Linked DNA regions of Homo sapiens: region 2 is linked to region 1. A link is an interaction called in ENCODE POLR2A ChIA-PET data of the cell type or tissue named here. Cell type or tissue: IMR-90. All regions are shown on one strand.

The links. ChIA-PET counts read pairs that join two places held together with the same protein. Peaks named below come from ENCODE experiments on the same cell type or tissue, not always from the same donor. Only the 100,000 strongest peaks of a DNase experiment are listed, where the experiment ranks them.
Region 2: POLR2A ChIA-PET joins it to region 1 with 7 read pairs; 3 of 35 experiments call an interaction of 5 or more read pairs at or near these places.

The regions. Positions count from the first base shown.
Region 1 is chr11:72,734,713-72,737,212 of GRCh38, forward strand. The region is part of intron 1 of ARAP1 (ArfGAP with RhoGAP domain, ankyrin repeat and PH domain 1); the gene reads right to left. Among named protein-coding and RNA genes, the nearest start is that of ARAP1, 16 kb to the right of the region's middle. RefSeq lists enhancers at 1,978-2,157, 2,328-2,427. In IMR-90, no CTCF peak of the experiment used is centred here; DNase peaks (open chromatin) are centred at 1,079, 1,859 and 2,099; H3K27ac peaks cover 1,071 bases.
Region 2 is chr11:73,111,705-73,114,204 of GRCh38, forward strand. All of the region lies in intron 2 of FCHSD2 (FCH and double SH3 domains 2), which reads right to left. Among named protein-coding and RNA genes, the nearest start is that of FCHSD2, 29 kb to the right of the region's middle. In IMR-90, no CTCF peak of the experiment used is centred here; no DNase peak of the experiment used is centred here.

The DNA.
Region 1 (2,500 bases):
TATAGTCTAGCCCTGTGCTGTCCAATAGCAGCCAGCAGTAGCCACACGTGGCTGTTGGACATTTGAAATGTGGTCCCTGGAATATGATGTGCTAGATTTTGAACACAGTGGATTTTGAAGACTGAGCACAAAAAAAAAAAAAAAGAATGCAAAATATCTCAATAATTTTCCCTATTGTTTACATGATGAAATATATTATTAACATTAATTTCACTTGGACTGTTTAAATTGCATTGTGGCTTACACTCTATTCATACTGGAGACTGTAGCTCTCAACTTTTTTTTTTAGACAGGGTCTCGCTCTGTCACCCAGGCTGGAGTGCAGTGGCACAATCTCTGCTCACCGCAACCTCTGCCTCTTGGGCCCAAGCAATTATCCCACGTCAGCCTCCCAAGTACCTGGGACTACAGGCTTGCACCACCACGCCCGGCTAATTTTTCCATTTTTTTGTAGAGATGGGGTTTTGCCATGTTGCCCAGGCTGGTCTTGAGCTCCTGGGCTCAAGTGATCTACCTGCCTCTGCCTCCCAAAGTGCTGGGATTACAGGCGTGAGCCACCAGCCTTTGGCCATCCACTTTTAACCACTCTTCACGGCCTCTCAAAACACAAACTGAGGGCCGGGCGCAGTGGCTCATGACTGTAACCCCAGCACTTTGGGAGGCCAAGGCGGGTAGATCACTTGAGGTCAGGAGTTCGAGACCAGCCCGACTGTCTCTACTAAAAATACAAAAAATTAGCTGGGCATGGTGGTGGGTGCCTGTAATCCCAGCTACTCGGGAGGCTGAGGCAGGAGAATTGCTTGAACCTGAAACGCAGAGGTTGCAGTGAGCTGAGATCGTGCCATTGCACTCCAGCCTGGGCGACAGAGTGAGACTCCAGCTCAAAAACAAAAGCAAAAACTGAGCACCTGCTATATACAGGCCAGGCACTGTACTAAGCGTTTAACACAGATTGATAGATGACGGTCCCAGCAACCCCACTGGAATGACCAGGTCTGGGAAACAGGAAACTACTTATCTCCCTGAGAAAAGCCTGGCTCCCTACTGGGCCTCTCTCAAGTTCCTATTCCTGCACTAAGGGCATCTGGCTAACATCAAAGACACGGTGACTCGGCACTGACACCTCTTTGGAACAGCCATGTTCAAGGCACTGGAAGCATGAACCAGACCTCAGACCTGGACTGGCCCTCCAGGAACCTCAGGCTGGAAGGGATCAGATACCATCAACCAGTGAAAACAGCCCAGGGGGCCCTCAACCAGGCTGAGGTAAGGGAAGGCTTCCCGGAGAAAGCAGCAAATTGAAAAAAGAAGTTCAGAGCAGTGCCCTGCTAAGCCACACTGCAGCCTGAGGCAAAGACAGAATCATCAGTACTGTTCCTCTCTTAATTTAAAATGTTAATGTTTTATATTTTGCTCATCATGGATTTTTGGCATTAATTTTTATTTTTTAAATGGCATTAAATATTATATACCTTGAATACTGACCTTTTTAAAATAAATAGTTATTGCTTTTACATTTTAGTTACCTTTTTTTTTTTTTTTTTGAGACAGGGAAGGTCTCGCTTTGTTGCCCAGGCTGGAGTGCAGTGGCATGATCATGGCTCACTGCAGCCTCAACCTCCTGGGCTCAAGTGATCCTCCCACCTCCCCCTCCCCAGTAGCGGGGACCACAGGATCTCATGACCAAACCCAGCTAATTACTGAGCTTTTTGGTACCCCCTCAAATTCTGCAACAGAGGCAAGTGCCTCACTTGCTCTACCCTAATCCAAGCCCTAGTTTGGAGGTTTAAGCCCCTCAGCTGCTATGACACATCACTGAGTCCTCATCCTCAGGAAGGCAGGGACCTGGCAGAAGGGAGTGTCATCCTGTTGCGACAGCACAGCCAAGAGCTGAGGGGTTTCCCTCCTCTCCACCCTAATGGCCCAATCAGACTTCAGCACCCCCACACCCCCATCCTGCCTCTCCTTCTCTCTCATGTCCCTCCAGCGTCTCTCCACTGTGCCAACTACAGTCCCACCCCCACTCAAAGCCTTTCCATGGTTCCCAGTGCCTTCGAGCACTCCTTGGTCTGTCATTCAACTTCATCCAGCTCTGACGTTTACAGACGAAGAAACAAACACCCACAGGGAGGAAGTGACTTGCTCAAGTTGTCAGTGACATACCCCAACCCCCAGCCAGGCTGGGCTGGCCCTGTCCATGACTTCCTCCATGTCACTTCTCACAGTAGGCACTGGCCTGGCAAACAGGGAGCCCCCAAAGTTGTCTGCTGACAATGAGTGAGTAAACCACATCCTCCCATCTTCAGGTGGCTCCAGGCCAGCTCCTCCAAAAAGTCTGCCCTGACTGCCCCCTCAAGCTCCTAGTCCTCTGAGGCTGAGCCCCATATCTCGGCACTGCTTCTGCTCTCTCTTTGGTTGCTTGTTTTGTGGGGGTCCACCTCCACCCAATCCCCCATGTATCCTGGAGTATCCTGAGAGTCCATACCCCTTCTTATCTCCT
Region 2 (2,500 bases), 380 kb after region 1:
ATTTTCTCTGGTGGGGTGTTTTAATTTCTTGCTTTTTATTTTTTGTGTATCTGTTATATGATTTTTGATTTGAGGTTACCACAAGGCTTGCAAATACTACCATAAAACCCAATTATTTTAAACTGATGACAACACTGATTGCATAAACAAACAAGCAAAAAGAAAACTAATAAAAACCTACACTTTTAACTTTGTCCCCCTATTTTTAACTTTTGGTTGTTACTATTTATATCATATTATACTGGATATGTCTTTAAAAGCTGTTGTAGTTAATATTTTTAATTTGTTCATCTTTTAGTCTTTCTACTTAAGAATAACTTATACATCACAATTACAGTGTTATAAAATTGTTTTTCTGTGTACTTACTATTACCAGTGAGTTTTGTACCTTTAGATAATTTCTTATTGCCCATTAATGTCCTTTTCTTTCTGATTAAAGAACTCCCTTTAGCATTTCTTATAGGACAGGTCTGGTGTTGATGAAATTCCCCAGCTTTTGTTTGTCTGGAAAAGCCTTTATTTTTCCTTAATGTTTGAAGGATATTTTCACCAGACATACCACTCTAGGGTAAAAGATTTCCCCTTTGGCACTTTAAACATGTCATGTCACTCTTTCCTGGTCTGTAAGGTTTCCACAGAAAAGTCTGCTGCTGGACATATTGGAGCTCCATTATGTGTTTTTGTTTCTTTTCTCTTGCTGCTTTTAGGATCTGTTCTTTATCCTTGACATTTGGGAGTTTCATTATTAAATGCCTTAAGGTAGTCTTCTTTGGGCTGAATCTGCTTGGTGTTCTATATGCTTCTTATACTTGAATACTGATAGCTTTCCCTAGGTTTGGGAAGTTCTCTGTTGTTATCCCCGTGAATAAACTTTCTACTCTGATCTCTCTCCCTGCCTCCTCTTTAAGGTCAATAACTCTTAGATTTGCCTTTTTGTTGTTGGTGGTGGTGTTGGTGTTGTTGAGACGGTGTCTCGCTCTGTCGCCCAGGCTGGAGTGCAGTGGCATGATCTCAGCTCACTACAACCTCTGCCTCCCAAGTTCAAGCAATTCTCCTGCCTCAGCCTCCTGAGTAGCTGGGGTTACAGGCATACACTATCATGCCTGGCTAACATTTATTTATTTACTTATTTAGTATTTTTAGTAGAGATGGGGTTTCACCATGTTAGCCAAGCTCGTCTTGAACTCCTGACCTCAAATAATCCACCCACCTCGGCCTCCCAAAATGCTGGGATTACAGGCATGAGCCACTGCCCTCGGCCAGATATGCCCTTTTGCAGCTACTTTCTAGATCTGGTAGGCGTGCTTCATTTTTATTCTTTTTTCTTCTGTCTTCTCTGTGCATTTCCAAAGAGTTTATCTTCAAGCTCACTAATTCTTTATTCTGCTTGATAAATTCTGCTGTTAAGAAATTATGATGCATTATTCAACTCCAGAATTTCTGCTTGATTTTTTGTAAGTATTTCAATCTCTTTGCTAAGCTTATCTGATAGAATTCTGAAGTCCTTCTCTGTGTTATCTCGAATTTCTTAGAGTTTCCTCAAAATAGCTATTTCGAATTATCTGTCTGAAAGGTCACATAGCTCTGTTTCTCCAGGACTGTTCCCTGGTACCTTAGTTTGGTTGATCATCATGCTTCCCAAGATGGTCTTTTTTTTTTTTTTTTTTTTTTTTTTTTTTTCTGAGACAAGGTCTCACTCTGTCACCTAGATTGGAGTGCAGTGATGTGATCTTGGCTCACTGCAACCTCTGCATCCTGGGCTTAAGTGATCCTCCCACCTCAGCCTCCTGAGTAGCTGGGACTACAAGCATGTGCCACCACGCCCAGCTAGTTTCTCTATTTTTAGTAGAAACGGGGTTTCGCCATGTTGCCAAGACTTGGCCTTGATGCTTGTGGATATTTGTCGGTGTCCAGGCATTGAAGAGTTTGGTATTTATTGTAGTCGTCATAGTCTGGGCTTGTTTGTACCCGTCCTTCTTGGGAAAGTTTTCCAGGCATTTGAAGAAACACCCATTTGTACCCATCCTTCTTGGGAAAGTTTGTCAGGTATCTGAAGAAACTTGGGTGTTGTAATCTAAGCCACATCTGCATTAGGGGGCACCCCAAGCCCAGTAATGCTATGTTTCTTGAAAACTTGTAGTGGTACTGCCTTAGTGGTCTTGGTTAAGATCCAGAAGAATTCTCTATATTACTAGGCAGAGATTCTTGTTCTCTTTCCTTACTTTCTCACAACACTTGGTCTCTTTGCTCAAGGGCCTAGGGCTCTACAATCAGCAGGTGATAAAGCAAGCTGGGCCTCTGTCCTTCCCTTTAGGGTGGCAATTTCCCCCATACCCCAGGCAGGTCCAGAGATGCCAGTAGCCAGGTACTGGAGTCAAAAACCTTTGAAATCTACTTGATGCTCTATTCTACTGCAGCTAAGCTGGCACTCAAACTATAAGACAAAAGTCCTTCCTATTCTTCCCTTCTCTTTCCACAAGCAGAAGAGCTTCTCCCCAAG